Linked DNA regions of Homo sapiens: region 2 is linked to region 1. Evidence: chromatin loops called from intact Hi-C (ENCODE). Cell type or tissue: dorsolateral prefrontal cortex. All regions are shown on one strand.

Evidence for each region. A loop is a pair of places that touch in the nucleus more often than their neighbours do. Peaks named below come from ENCODE experiments on the same cell type or tissue, not always from the same donor. Only the 100,000 strongest peaks of a DNase experiment are listed, where the experiment ranks them.
Region 2: it touches region 1 in a loop (8-fold over the local background); 26 of 110 quality-filtered maps call a loop at or near these places.

The regions. Positions count from the first base shown.
Region 1 is chr22:25,280,976-25,288,975 of GRCh38, reverse strand. LOC105372969 (a long non-coding RNA gene) reads left to right here and starts at 5,910. Exons shown (of 3, transcript NR_188583.1): 1 at 5,910-5,994; 2 at 6,685-6,923. RefSeq lists enhancers at 5,346-6,278, 6,279-7,213. In dorsolateral prefrontal cortex, no CTCF peak of the experiment used is centred here; no DNase peak of the experiment used is centred here; H3K4me3 peaks cover 477 bases; H3K27me3 peaks cover 5,914 bases.
Region 2 is chr22:25,580,205-25,588,204 of GRCh38, reverse strand. The region is part of intron 1 of GRK3 (G protein-coupled receptor kinase 3); the gene reads right to left. Among named protein-coding and RNA genes, the nearest start is that of GRK3-AS1, 19 kb to the right of the region's middle. In dorsolateral prefrontal cortex, no CTCF peak of the experiment used is centred here; no DNase peak of the experiment used is centred here.

The DNA of each region.
Region 1 (8,000 bases):
TGTGTATAATTATCTCACATGACATAATTATATATATGAGGTCAGTTGAACTCTGTTCAGCTTTAGAATTGATAATTGGTAATTGATAATAAGTAGTTTTAATTAATGGATAGCACGGTAACCATTACACTCTTCTACCTATCAGTAACAGAAACCTTCCCACCTCAAAAATGAGCAGGGCAGATGGCCAACCAGATTCACATCACATTTCCCAACCTCTATTGCGGTTACATAGTCACAGGTCCTAGCACCCACCAATGGAATGTGAGTGAAACATGCTACTTCCACTTCACTTCCTTAAAAGGAACTTGTGCACTCCACTTCCTCCTGGGAAACACCCATAACACGAGGCTTGGCCGAGAGGTGAAGGCCCTATAGCGAGGCAGGCAGAGCTGTTCTACAAGCCCAGGATGAGGGAAAGCTGTGGGCTGCAAAACCCAGTCCCCTCCCTAGTCAGTTCTGAATAACTCCAGGCCAGTGGTTCTCCACTTTACCTAGACTTTAGGATTACCTGGGAAGAATTCTAAAAAGCTTGGTGCCTGGGCCTCTTCAGGGAGTCTGATGTAATTGGTCTGTGGTGTGGCCTGGGCTTGGGGGCCATCTCATTTTGGGGTCTCTTGGTTACAACAGCTTAAGCCATGTTTTCATTAATAAAGATGGCCTTTCCATTCAAGTGACCGGGCACAGGGTTTTCCTGTATCTAAGTTTTTCAAATCATCTTGACTAAAAAAAGAAATACAAGGCCAGTAGATGCCTGCACCTGCAAATAGTACTGAATCCTATATCCACCATTTTTTCCTATACATACACATCTATGATAAAGTTAAATTTATCAGTTAGGCACAGTAAGGAATCAATAACTGCTAATAAAATAGAACAATTATAACAATATACTCTTCACAATTTCATGGATAGAAGATTCATTCTTACTTCTTAGAAACCGCCGCATATGATTTATTCTGTTCTCTTACATTGAGAATGTTCACCTTTTCACTGAGGCAGTGCTTTGCAGCTTCCCTTTGGCATATCTGAACTGCCAGCATTGTTACTCAAGCACTTTGGGGCCATCATTCAATAAAATAAGGGTTACAAAGGATCTGATACCTAAGCCAGGTACTAAGGGACCCACAGGGCAGTAGCATCTACACTGAGGATTCCTTGAACAAAGGAATCACGTTCCAGACAGAATGGTGCAAGATTTCATCTTCCTAGTCAAAATGGCATGCAAGTTAAAACTTAGCAATTATCTATTTCTGGAATTTTCCATGTAATATTTTCAGGCCTCGATTGACTCCGGACAACTGAAACTGCTGAAAGCAAAACTACAGATATGGGGGAACTACCACATGGCTAAAGCAGAGCTTTCAAAGCCACTTTTCAAAACAAATCAAAGTCTTCCAGAAAAAGTACTCCCAAAGATTTTAGGCATTTACTCCCACCTCCCTACTGCTGCCCCCAGTCGATTCTAGTTTCATATTTGCATATTTCCTTACTCATTAATAAATCATTAGCTTTTCTCTAGTATTTTTCTCACATAAGCTGCCGTAGCATTGTTTAGAGAAAACTATTTTTCATAGTTTATAAAAGCTATAGTGCCAAATCTGTCCAAATTTGGGGTTGAAATATGATGTTATAACCTATACAATATTTTTGCACATTCAAATGAATTCAAGAATTTCTGATCTCACGCCATTTGAAGAACCAAATCTTTGCCACAGCTCTCTCTAAAGAGTCAAATACTTGGTATATTAGCTATGTCTAATACAGGCTATTAAATACATAGACTCATTGGGAAGAAAAGGAAAAGACAATCCATCTGTTTATTCACCCATTCGCTCATTCAAAAGATAGATGCTGCATCCTTACCCTGAGCCAGACACTGAATCTGACCCTCAGAATACACAGTGAACCCCACTCATCCCCTGCCTTCAAGGAGCCCATGTCCAGAGGGGTTGTTAGGAGAGGACACAGACAGTCCCAACACAGTGTGACGGGTCAGCCTCCACAGGGGCAACTGCAGGGTGCCCCAGAACCCAGGTCACTACAGCTCAACGACAGAATCTAAGGGACCACGGGCAAGGCTGAAGTGAGAGAAACCAAGGGGACCTCTCAGGAAGGATCGTGTAAGTCCTGTTAGCCTGCCCCAAATAACCTAATGGAACGACAATGGATGACAGTAACAAAGAAAAAAGTACACAAAAATACTTAGTGAGGCCTGTTTTAGAGCAACACACTTTTTTTTTTTTTTTTTTTTTTGAGATGGAGTCTCGCTCTGTTGGCCAGGCTGGAGTGCAGGGGCACAATCTTGGCTCACTGCAAGCTCCACCTCCCAGGTTCACGCCATTCTCCTGCCTCAGCCTCCCAAGTAGCTGGGACTACAGGCACCCACCACCACACCCAGCTAATTTTTTGTATTTTTAGTAGAGACGGGGTTTCACCGTGGTAGCCAGGATGGTCTTGATCTCCTGACCTCGTGATCCACCTGCCTCGGCCTCCCAAAGTGCTGGGATTACAGGCATGAACCACAGGGCCCGGCCTTTTTTTTTTTTTTTTTTTTTTCCTGAGACAGAGTCTCGCTCTGTCGCCCAGACTGGAGTGCAGTGGTGTGATCTCGGCTCTTTGCAACCTCTGCCTCCAGGGTTCAAGTGATTCTCCTGCCTTAGCCTCCTGAGTAGCTGGGATTACAGGTGCCCACCACCACACCTGGCTAATTTTTATATTTTTAGTAGAGACAGGGATTCACCATGTCGGCCAGGCTGGTCTCGAACTCCTGACCTCAGGTGATCCACCCGCCTCGGCCTCCCAAAGTGCTGGGATTACAGGCATGATAAGCCACCGCACCCGGCCATGAAACATTTTAAAATGATTATTTTGAAATATTTTCACAAATTAATATTCAAGTAATTAAAAAATAGCTGTTAACATAATTTTAATAAGAGAGACTTACATTGCAAGGTTTCCTTAGGCATGGATAGTATGCTTAGAGGGTAGATTATTTTAAAGACCATGGGTTACTTTTTTTTTTCTGCTAAATTTAAACATCAGAGCCGCGATTTAATAGATACCCATGATCTGAATGAAGTCAGTGAAGTCTTTTGCACTCAGGAAGTAAACAGATCATCGTTTTCTGAAGTATGATCTCTTACTGTGCTTTCTACTTTCAATAGCCTTCTTGCATTTTTTTTTTTTCTCATCCTTCTACAGCAAGCCTTCAGGTCAAGAAGTTGTAAATCTGTCCACTCTGGTTGGATTAGTCGGGACTCTTAGGTTGCAAACGAGCCTCTTAAAACTCTACCCGCATCTTTGTAATCAGTGTCACAGAGCCTCTTTTTGAGTCATCTAATGCAGTTTCCAAAAAACACATCATCCTCCCATCAATCTAAGTTGTTTGAGATGCAGTACACTTGCATCTTGCATCTGTGTATGATGCTGTCATAGAAATTATATAGTACATCTTAAGTCACCAGTGCTATTACACATGACATTGGGAAAACTGAGGCTTCCATTAGCCCTGCAGGGACACAGCTGTGATCTTCACACCTGGCCATCTTCTCTACTGTTTTGAAAAATTATTGCAAAAGTTTTCAAACATGCAAAAGGATATAATGTAGTGAACACCTAGACCCATCACTCAGCACCTCATTGGAAGTTACCAAGATTGTAATCTGCTACTTTTCCCTACCCCGCCCTCCATTTTTTTTTCTTTTTCGTTTTGAGGCAGAGTCACGGTGTTGCTGAGATTAGAGTACAGTAGTGCCATCTCAGCTCACTGCGGCCTCACTCTCCTGGACTCAAGTGATCCTCCCACCTCAGCCTCCCAAGCAGCTAGGACTACAGGTGTGTGCCACTCTGCTCAACTAATTTTTCTAATTTTCATAGATATGAGGTTTTGGTGTGTTGCCCAAGCTGGTCTCAACTGATCTGCTCGCCTCGGCCTCCCAAAGTGCTGGAACTACAGGCATGAGCCACTATCACCACTTATCCCACCTCCAGTTTTTAAAGCATTTTAAAACAAATCTCAGTTGGGCACGGTGGCTCGCGTCTGTAATCCCAGCACTCTGGGAGGCTGAGGTGGGTGAATCACCTGAGATCGGGAGTTCGAGACCAGCCTGGCCAATATGGTGAAACCCCCGCCTCGACTAAATACAAAAAACTACACCCCCCAAAAATAACTGCCCATGAGTTGAGATTCATCAATTTTATATCTAGAAACCCTACAATATTTAGGACTCCCTGACTTTGGGTGGTGGTGGTGGGGGACACTAGGAAAGGCAAGAGAAAAAGGAATTAAGCCTTTTTCTACCACATTTATAGAAATATACAGTTTCTTCGGTGAAATTTAGGTTTGATATAGGAGTTCTTGTTCTCTAAGTTTCCCATTTGCTGGAAATTTTAAGCAGCATTGATTTTTTTCAATTAGCTTCAGATATGCTACACTCTGGAATAGGGATGTTAAACTCATGACATTGAAGAAAGGTTTGCACTTTTCCCTCATTTTCACTACTTGGCATTGCCTATCAAAGAGTAGCACATCCTGCAAAACCAACAAGAGGCATGGGCTAAGGAGAAAAGCAAGCCCAAAATATCTAGCAAGCATGTCTTCATTTGCACAATTTAGCTTTTCAAAAATAACAAGGGGACTGGTATTTTCTGTATCATAGGGCTCATAGATGGACTTGTAAAAAAAATCATGTGATGATCACTTAGCATTAGGTAACATTTAAGCAATCTTGGGCGCCTAACGCTTGAAGGCCTGATGATTTCAAATGGACAATAACTTTGGTTTAGATTCCAATATTTTATAGAATTGCATGGTTTCAAATTCACCATAAACAAGATGCCTCTTTTGAGCATCAAATTCCAAGAGCTATTTAGCATCAAGGAATCACATTAGCTGTACAACTCATGATGGTGTTAATTAGGAAAGGAGCTAGAGAAAAAAAAAAAAACCATCACTGAAGCTTTAATACACTATTTAAAACTCACTACTAACCTGAAGAACTATTTTTTCTGGGGAAGTGCTAATGATATGAACTAGCAAAAAATTTTACTAGTTCCTTAATTATAAATCATCTGAGAGAAAATTGCAACTTGGTATGGACCTCACCAAACCCCTCGCCAATTCAATCGGGCCCTCCTTTGATAATTTAACAACAAATTCCTGTCTGGAATCATCCATTCAAGTGCCTTTTTAAATGAATCCCATTTCAATTTTTTAATAAAGTGCCACCAGTAGATCTGCAAGTTGAGAAAAGCAGCTCAGGTGACACACGTGGCACCAAAAAGATTATTGAGTGGGTCAAAAATCCTGCCTGGGCACAAAATAGAAGAAGAGCCTAAGAAGGTGACTAGACTTAGGGACTTCAAGAAGAACAAGCACTGAAAACAGCAGTTTAACTACCTCGGACAGTAAGCAACAAGCCTGCAGTCCCCAGATAAGCGGCCCAGAGGGAGCTGAGGGGATGGAGTTGGAAAGGGGGACCACAGAGCCGGGGAAGAAGCAGCGACCAAGAAGGAGCGCAAAGGAGTGACAGGCAACGAGCCCACAGGGACCACACCAATGCAACAGGAAGAACCACGGGGATGGGACAGGACAGGACAGGGCCGGGGGGAGGGGGCGACAGGGATGGAGCTGGTCCAGCCAAGTCATAACCAGCCCCTCCCTGGGGCGCTCGCTGCGCGCAGGGCGCCGCGCTGGGCACTTTGGAGCGCTCTCTCCCGGAGTCCCCCCCACCGGCCATCCGATGCCCCATTTCAGAGACTGGAACGGGGAGGCCGGCCCCGCATCGCCAGTTCCGCGGTGTCACCCGCACCCAGGACAGCGACGACTCAATGCCCGACCCTCCCGGACGCAGGAGGTCGCTGACGGCCGCTTGGGGACGGCGGCGTGGGGACCAGCGCGGGCCGGGGCAGCTGGTACCTGGGATCGGGCAGGACGGTCCTCTTGCTGGCGCGGGCGGCCGGAGTCGCCTTGCTCTTCTCCATGGCCATCAGGTAACTGGCATCTGCCAGCACAGCCTCCGGGTCCGCCACGTTGGCGAGTTTTGGCGGCGGCGGCGGTTACTCGGACCCGGATGGGACGCGCTGCCGCCACCGCCGCCGCCGCCGCCAGCTGAGCCCCGACCTGGTGGGACTGGGGCAGCCCCAGGGCAGCCCCTGCTCGGCGCGCCCCACCAGCGCCCTGCAAGCGCCGCAGGCTGTAGCCCGCCGGGGTCGCAGTGCGCCTTCCGCTCCGCCGCCTCGCGCGCCGCCCCCCAGCTCATTCCGCGAGGGTCTGCGGGGAGCTCGCGGCCCGACGGTCGGTGCACCTCAGCGCACAGTCCCAGCGGCCAGGCTTGTCCCGCGCCTCTCGACCAAGTCTCTACGGTAGCCCTCCCTCCCTTCGGGGTGGCCACAAGGGACTCCTCCTCCTCCTCTTCTTCCTCCCCCACCTCTCCTTCGGCCTCCGCCTACTCCTTCTCCTCCTCGTTCGCTGCTCCGACCTCCTGCCCCCAGCTCCATGCGTTCTCATGCCCGCCCAGCTCATCCAGAGAAGCCCTGGGCCCCGTGCCCACTACTCAAGGGGCATCGGGGAGGCCTCTGCTACCTGGACACAGTAGTTCTCAAACGGGACAGCATCAATCAGCATCCTCCAGGAGGTCTGGGATGACCCCGGAAATGCATGTGTCCCACCTGTCCCCGCAGGTAATGATGAAGCCCCTGCTCTGGTCCAAGCTACCTGTGAACAGCGCCCAGCGGGCCGGGCCCCCAACCTCGCTCCTGAACGTACCCGCAAGCCCGCCGTGAGAATTCAGCGAAGAGTAAAGGCTGGAGAAAGTTGCGTGTCTCAGGCTAAGCAGAGCAAAGTGGGGTGAGGGCTTCGCCGCTAGGAACAGAGATGCCCTTAGGGAGCCCCCTGATGGAAGAGCTCTCTGCTTAAGAAGGTCAGCACGCCCTTACACTCAGGTGAGAGGTTTTAGTTTGGGTGTTGAAATAGAAGGAGAGAGAGTATTCCTGCCCTTAGGGTTTTACGGTCAATACAAGAGACAATTAGGGAGCATCTGCTGCGAGCACGCTCGCACCACGAGGGTGATTTAGGGAAGTGGAAAAGCAAGATACAGCCCAAACACCGAAGCTGGGGGGTAATTTCCAGCTTCCCAATCTTCCGTCTCGGTGTCTTTCATCATCACACCACTCCGCTGCCTGGGGTTTTCAGTTGCTTCTAATTTTTCTACAGTTTGCACACAAGTCCGCATTCAGTATTCATGTGACACTCAGGCTGGAGTGGTGGTAAGGGACACGCAGGCAGTCTTAGGAAGACTTAACCTGGAAATTGATGTTTTAAAATCCCTTTCATTCACCTGAATTGGTCACGTGTTCCCATGAGCCTAGACGTTGCTAGAATTGGAGTAAATGTTCTGTCTAAACTTACAGGGTTAATGGGACCCACCAGATACAGTTAAGGTCAAATTTCAGATATTTCATGTAATGTCATTGCAGAAGCAGCCTGATTCCATCATCAAGTAGCCTGATGCCCTCTTTTATTTTCTGTCCCCACCCCCACCCCCCTCAATCTGATTCCCTGCTATGCCTGCCGTCACCATTGGCCAGTTTTACCACGTTTTTCAAGATCCAAGGCACAATAGGCATAAAGTTATCCTGAAAAGGACAAGAGGAGTGTCAGAAGTAGGAATGGCAGTCGAAGGAGCTTCGTCTGGCAGCAGAAAGCCAAAATGACAGGCAAGCACAAAATATATTAATGAGACAAAGCTATGCATGAGCGAAATATCAAACTTTCATCTTCTACCCACTTTTTTTTTTTTTTGCTTAAAAATAGGAAGACAGAATGTCTTGTCAAGGGTCACCCCAGGAGGAGGAGTAAATTCTCCAAAAATCAGAACATATTTTTATGATTTAATTAATGCAATTTCTCTCAATGTTTCTGTTTGTCATTTGAGCATCCACATGATCAGACCTGACATCTGCCTACATTTTATTGGTCATCTTTGACTTCAGTTAAG
Region 2 (8,000 bases), 300 kb before region 1:
ACAGACACCAGCTGAATGACAAATAAATTTATGGTGTCCTCGGTTTACCTAATCAAAGAGACTGAACCTTTATACTTGAAACTATCCCTTTAAATTAGTTACAACAGGCAGGGCGTGGTGGCTCACACCTGTAATCCCAGCGCTTTGAGGGGCCGAGGCAGGTGGATCGCTTCAGCTCAGGAGTTTGAGACCAGCCTGGGCAACATGGTGAAACTCCATTGTATTAGTCCATTTTCACACTGCTGGTAAAGACATACCCGAGACTGGGTAATGTATCCAGGAAACAGGGTTTAATTGGACTTATAGTTCCATGTGGCTGGGGAGGCCTCACAATCATGGTGGAAGGCAAAGGGTACGTCTTACATAGCAGCAGGCAAAAGAGAGAATGAGAACCAAGCGAAACGGGTTTCCCCTTATCAAACCATCAGATCTCGTGAGACTTACTCACTGCCACGAGAACAGTGTGGGAGAAACTGCCCCGTGATTCAATTATTTCCCACCAGGTCCCTCCCACCACAGGTGGGAATTATGGGAGTGCAATTCAAGATGAGATTTGGGTGGGGATACAGCCAAACCACATCACCCATCTCTACCAAAACTATAAAAAAATTACCCAGGCATGGTGGTACGTGTCTGTGGTCCCAGCTACTTGGGAGGCTGACGTGGCAGGATTGCTTAAGCCTGGGAGGCAGAGATTGCAGTGAGCCAAGATCGCGCCACTGCACTCCAGCCTGGGTGACAGAGCAAGACTCTGCCTCAAAAAATAAAAAATAAAAATAAAATAAATTAGTTGTAAGAATCATTTCAGAATCCATTTACCTTTTCATCAAAATCCTTTAAATCAGGAATAATACAGAAGAGACTATGTTCTATGGCTGTGGCATTATTAGAGGACAGAGACTAGGGTCAGGAAGCCTCATGCAGGGAGGGTTGCAGCCTCCTTGTTTCCAAGAGTAATTTTTCTAAAATATAAATCGGACCATGTAATCATCTCATTTAAAAGACTGCAAGGGCCACTGGGCACGGTGGCTCACGCCTATAATCCTAGCACTTTGGGAGGCTGAGGCAGGGGGATCACCTGAGGTCAGGAGTTCCAGACCAGCCTGGCTGACATGGTGAAACCCTGTCTCTACTAAAAACACAAAAATTAGCTGTAGCTGGGCGTGGTGGCAGGCACCTGTAATCCCAGCTACTCAGGAGGCTGAGGCAGGAGAATTGCTTGAACATGGGAGGTGGAGGATGTGGTGAGCTGAGATCGTGCCATGCACTCCAGCCTGAATGAGACTCCATCTCAAAAAAAAAAAAAGATTGCAAGGGCCTCTCGCTTTGCCCAACGTCCAAACCCCTTAGTGTACTGCAGGGAGCATTTTCAAGGAGGCTGCCTCAACCAGGTCTTGCTGTTGTCTTTCTCACACTGCAGCCACACTTGATTTTTTCATTTTTCATGAAAGACACAGGCTCTTCCACAGCTCCATCACTCTGTAAATACCATTCCCTCTAATGCCCTTTCCTTTTCACATGAAAATCTCCTACTCATCCTCCATGACCCAGTTCAGGGGTCACCAAGACTATGCAGCCCTCCCCAACTCTGCAGAGGTGAGCCCTCCCACCTCTGTTCCTACTGCTTGCTGTACATCACTGCTATATCATTTCCCACAATGGACTGTCATGATTTTTTTTAATTTATCTTTTAACATTTGTGTGTACACAGTAGGTAGATATATTTACGGGGACATGAAATGTTTTGATATAGACATGCAATGTGAAATAAGCACATCATGAAGAATGGAGTATCCAACCCCTCCAGCATTTCTCCTCTGAGTTACAAATTATCCAATTATACTCTTTATTTTAAAATGTACAATTAAGTTATTATTGACTATAGTCACTCTGTTGTGTTATTGCACAGCAGGTCTTATTCACTCTTTCTAACTGTTAATGATAGAAGTCCCTGTGTCTCCCACCACCCTTGAAGAGACATCAGCAATCATTCTAGTACTCAATCCCCCACCTTCAACACTGTTGCATACCAAAGGACTCAACATGTCACTGTGAAATGTCCACAAAGGAGTGAAAGAGTATCATTTTTCTAAATAAACTACACAATGATATAAGCATATTCATGTCAGTTAATATTTGCTAAGAATCTGTTATGGGTCTGGAAGTATTCTGGTCACAAGAATATAGAAAGATGAGTAAGACTAATTCATTTATACTAAATCTGTACCCACCAACACCGTGGAGCCTTCCCCAACCCTTCAAGAATGGTTTCTACAAGTAAGAGTGTATATAGCAAGATAATTAAAAGGGGGCTCTAGAAAATGTCATGCCCTACCAGAAATGATATTCCTATTTAACCTTAACTTTTTTCAGATTCTACACCCTTGAAGTTGCTATAACCTTTATGTGATGACCCAGGATTGCAACTGACATCACTGGAATACGTTTTGGCTGAAAACGCTTTTCTGCCTCTAAGTTTGCACCAAGGGAGCCCAAACAAATGAAAAAGTCACCCACAGCAGTGTTTCCACTCCTAAACAACTCATAAATGACAGTGGAACAAAGAGCAACAACTTTATGATTAATATAAACTAAAAGCTTAGTAAATGTAAACTTTAAAACTTTGTAATTAACGTAAACTAAAGCCTCTCCCAAGTCTTTGCATCTAGCTCATAGCTTGCCTGTGTGTGTATGTGTATAATTATCTCACATGACATATATATGAGGTCAGTTGAACTCTGTTCAGCTTTAGAATTGATAATTGGTAATTGATAATAAATAGTTTTAATTAATGGATAGCATGGTAACCATTACATTCTACCTATCAGTAACAGAAACCTTCCCACCTCAAAAATGAGCAGGGCAGATGGCCAACCAGATTCACATCACATTTCCCAACCTCTATTGCGGTTACATAGTCACAGGTCCTAGCACACGCCAATGGAATGTGAGTGAAACATGCTACTTCCACTTCACTTCCTTAAAAGGAACTTGTGCACCCCACTTCCTCCTGAGTGGGAAACACCCATAACACGAGGCTTGGCCGAGAGGTGAAGGCCCTATAGCGAGGCAGGCAGAGCTGTTCTACAAGCCCAGGATGAGGGAAAGCTGTGGGCTGCAAAACCCAGTCCCCTCCCTAGTCAGTTCTGAATAACTCCAGGCCAGTGGTTCTCCACTTTACCTAGACTTTAGGATTACCTGGGAAGAATTCTAAAAAGCTTGGTGACTGGGCCTCTCCAGGGAGAGTCTGATGTAAATGGTCTGTGGTGTGGCCTGGACGTGGGGGCCATCTCATTTTGGGGTCTCTTGGTTACAACAGCTTAAGCCATGTTTTCATTAATAAAGACGGCCTTTCCATTCAAGTGACCGGGCACAGGGTTTCCCTGTATCTAAGTTTCTCAAATCATCTTGACTAAAAAAAGAAATACAAGGCCAGTGGATACCTGAACCTGCAGATAGTATAAGAATCCTATATTTACTGTTTTTTCCTATACATACACATCTATGATAAAGTTAAATTTATCAGTTAGGCACAGTAAGGGATCAACAATAACTGCTAATAGAACAATTATAACAATATACTCTTCACAATTTCATGGATAGAACATTCTTACTTCTTAGAAACCTCCGCATATGATTTATTCTGTTCTCTTACATTGAGAATGTTCACCTTTTCACTGAGGCAGCACTTTGCAGCTTCCCTTTGGCATATCTGAACTGCCAGCATCGCTACTCACACACTTTGGGGCCATCATTCAATAAAATAAGGGTTACAAAGGATCTGATACCTAAGCCAGGTACTAAGGGACCCACAGGGCAGTAGCATCTACACTGAGGATTCCTTGAACAAAGGAATCACGTTCCAGACAGAATGGTGCAAGATTTCATCTTTCTAGTCAAAATGGCATGCAAGTTAAAACTTAGCAATTATCTATTTCTGGAATTTTCCATGTAACATTTTCAGGCCTCAATTGACTCCAGACAACTGAAACTGCTGAAAGCAAAACCACAGATAATGGGGGAACCACCACATGGCTAAAGCAGAGCTTTCAAAGCCACTTTTCAAAACAAATCAAAGTCTTCCAGAAAAAGTACTCCCAAAGATTTTAGGCATTTACTCCCACTTCCCTACTTCTGCCCCCAGTTGATTCTAGTTTCATATTTGCATATTTCCTTACTCATTAATAAATCATTAGCTTTTCTCTAGTATTTTTCTCACATAAGCTGCCGTAGCATTGTTTAGAGAAAACTATTTTTCATAGTTTATAAAAGCTATAGTGCCAAATCTGTCCAAATTTGGGGTTGAAATATGATGTTATAACCTATACAATATTTCTGCACATTCAAATGAATTCAAGAATTTCTGATCTCGCACCATTTGAAGAATCAAATCTTTGCCACAGCTGTCTCTAACGAGTCAAATACTTGGTATATTAGCTATGTCTAATATAGGCTATTAAATACATAGACTCATTGGGAGGAAAAGGAAAAGACAACTCATCTGTTCATTCACCCATTCGCTCATTCAAAAGATAGGTGCTGCATCCTTACCCTGAGCCAGACACTGAGTCTGACCCTCAGAATACACAGTGAACCCCACTCATCCCCTGCCTTCAAGGAGCCCATGTCCAGAGGGGGTGACAGGAGAGGACACAGACAGTCTAAACAGTGTGACTGCAGGGTGCCCCAGAACCCAGGTCACTACAGCTCAATGACAGAATCTAAGGGACCGTGGGCAAGGCTGATCCTTCCAAGGGGAAGGACTGTGTAAGTCCTGTTAGCCTGCCCCAAATAACCTAATGGAACAGACAATGGATGACAGTAACTAAGAAAAAAAAAAAAAAAAAGTACACAGAAAAACGCCAGGCCACAAATAGCCTCCACTTTTGGACTGACTTATTTTTGTAGCCATGTGAGAAGAATTCCTAAATTACCACCTATGAAATTAACGTCCATCTTTCTGTGGCATTTTTAAAGCAAGCTCTTCCTTCCCAATGACTAACGGATGAAATTACCACTAGCAAACAGGCGACTCATTTGATACAAATTGCCTTACTTCCTGGACACCCAAACACAGTTCAGGCCTCCTACCCCCTCTCTTCCCTAGGACAAGAGCCAGTTAGGAATTTTAGTAAGTATGCGCTATCTAAGCAGATAGACTTACAAACTAAAACATGCTCCACAGAAGGTCATGCAATGTAATTTTTCCTCCTGTCTTTTAATTTGGATTCTGAGATCTCTGTCACATGCCAACTTTTCATTCATGTCCTCGTATCCATTCATCTCCTCCTTTGTGGTTTCCAGGTTTGGGGTTTGCTTAGGAAAGCCCAGAGTATCTGTACTCCACAATAAGAATATATTCCTTTTTTGTATTTTTAGCTTTTTTATTATCTCATTAAATACCCTGGAATTTATTTTTGTGTATAATGTGGAGGAATTATGGCTTTATTTGATAGACAGCTACCACACATCACTCTTCCTCCTCCACTCGAAATGCCACCTGTATTTAACATAAACCAAACTGATATGTGTACACATCTATACATGAATATTTACACTGTTTTAGTTGCTAGAGGAATGTTTTATATTAGAGCAAATCTCCATTGTTTTACTTTTCCAAAATTATATTGGTTATTTTTGCCCATTTTTTCTTCAGATGAATGAGCACTGGCTTGTGAGTTTCTCTAAAATTCTCATTTGGAATGATTCTCATTTGAATTTTGGTCTTGAATTTACAGATTAATTTGTGGAGACCTGACATCTTCACAATGTCGAGTTTTCCTGTCTAGAAATATGTTACAGCTCTCAATTTACTCAGATTTTTTAAAATTTTTCTCTTAATAAACTTTTTTTCTTCACACTGGTCCTGTTGGTAATTACTTAGTGAGGCCCGGTTTAGAGCAACACACTCTTTTTTTTTTTTGAGACAGGGTATTGCTCTGTCACCTGGACTGGAGTGCAGTGGCACAATCTCATCTCGGCTCACTGCAACCTCCGCTACCTGGGTTTAAGTGATTCTCCTGCCTCAGCCTCCTGAGTAGCTGGGATTACAGGTGCCCACCACCACGCCTGGCTAATTTTTGTATTTTTAGTAGCGACGAGGATTCACCATGTCGGCCAGGCTGGTCTCGAACTCCTGACCTCAGGTGATCCACCCGCCTCGGCCTCCCAAAGTGCTGGGATTACAGGCCACCGCGCCCAGCCATGAAACACTTATTTATTTTAAAATGATTATTCTGAAATGTTTTCACAAATTAATATTCAAGTAATTTAAAAATAGAAAGCTGTTAACATAATTTTAATAAGAGAGACTTACATTGCAAGGTTTCATTAGGCATGGATAGTATGCTTAGAGGGTAGATTATCTTAAAGAGCATGGGTTACTTTTTTTTTTTTCTGCTAAATTTAAACATCAGAGCCGTGATTTAATAGATACCCATGATCTGAATAAGTCAGTGAAGTCTTTTGCACTCAGGAAGTAAACAGATCATCGTTTTCTAAAGTATGATCTCTTACTGTGCTTTCTCCTTTCAATAGCCTTCTTACATTTTTTTTTTCTCATCCTTCTATAGCAAGCCTTCAGGTCAAGAAGTTGTAAATCTGTCCACTCTGGTTGGATTAGTCGGGACTCTTAGGTTGCAAACGAGCCTCTTAAAACTCTACCCGCATCTTTGTAATCAGTGTCACAGAGCCTCTTTTTGAGTCATCTAATGCAGTTTCCAAAAAACACATCATCCTCCCGTCAATCTAAGTTGTTTGAGATGCAGTACACTTGCATCTTGCATCTGTGTATGATGCTGTCATAGAAATTATATAGTACATCTTAAGTCACCAGTGCTATTACACATGACATTGGGAAAACTGAGGCTTCCATTAGCCCTGCAGGGACACAGTTGTGATATTCACACCTAGCCATCTTCTCTACTGTTTTGAAAAATTATTGCAAAAGTTTTCAAACATGCAAAAGGATATAATATAGTGAACACCTAGACCCATCACTCAGCACCTCATTGGAAGTTACCAAGATTGTAATCTGCTACTTTTCCCTACCCCACCCTCCATTTTTTTTCTTTTACTTTTCTCTTTTTTTGAGACAGAGTCTCACTCTGTTGCTCAAATTAGAGTGCAGGAGTGCAATCTCAGCTCACTTCAGCCTCACTCTCCTGGGTTCAAGTGATCCTCCCACCCCAGCCTCCCAAGTAGCTAGGACTACAGGTGTGTGCCACCATGCCCAACTAATTTTTGTAGAGATGAGGTTTTGGTGTGTTGCCCAAGCTGGTCTCGAACTCCTGGTTCAACTGATCCGCCTGCCTCGGCCACCCAAAGTGCTGGAATTACAGGCATGAGCCACTCCACTCGACTTATCCCACCTTTATTTTTTAAAGCATTTTAAAACAAATCTCAGCCAGGCACAGTGGCTCATCTGAGGATCACCTGAGGTCAGGAGTTCAAGACCATCCAGGCCAACATGGTGAAACCCCGCCTCTACTAAATACAAAAAATTAGCTGTGGGCATGGTGGCAGTCGCCTGTAATCCCAGCTAGTTGGGAGGCTGAGGCAGGAGAATTGCTTGAACTCAGGAGGCGGAGGTTGCAGTGAGCCGAGATTGTGCCGTTGCACTCCAGCCTGGGCAACAAGAGCAAAACTCCATCCCAATCAATCAATCAATCAATAACAAATCTCAGACCACATGTCGTTTTAGCCTATTTCAGTTTGCATTTCTAAAAATTATGGATAATTTTCTCATATAAACACAGTCTATTATCACTTCCCAACTCCCCCTTCAAATTGATAATTCCTGAAGATCCAATGCCCAGTCTCTAACCACATTTCCATGACTCAAGTGTCTTTTGTATAGCTGGTGGGTTTCAATCTGGATCTAACCAAGATCCACACATTCATCTGATAGCGCCATCTCTTAAATCTCTTCTGGGATTTAAGGCAGACAGGGAGAGTACCTGACTGTCCCCACCCCTGACCTTTATCTGCAGTGACCCCCT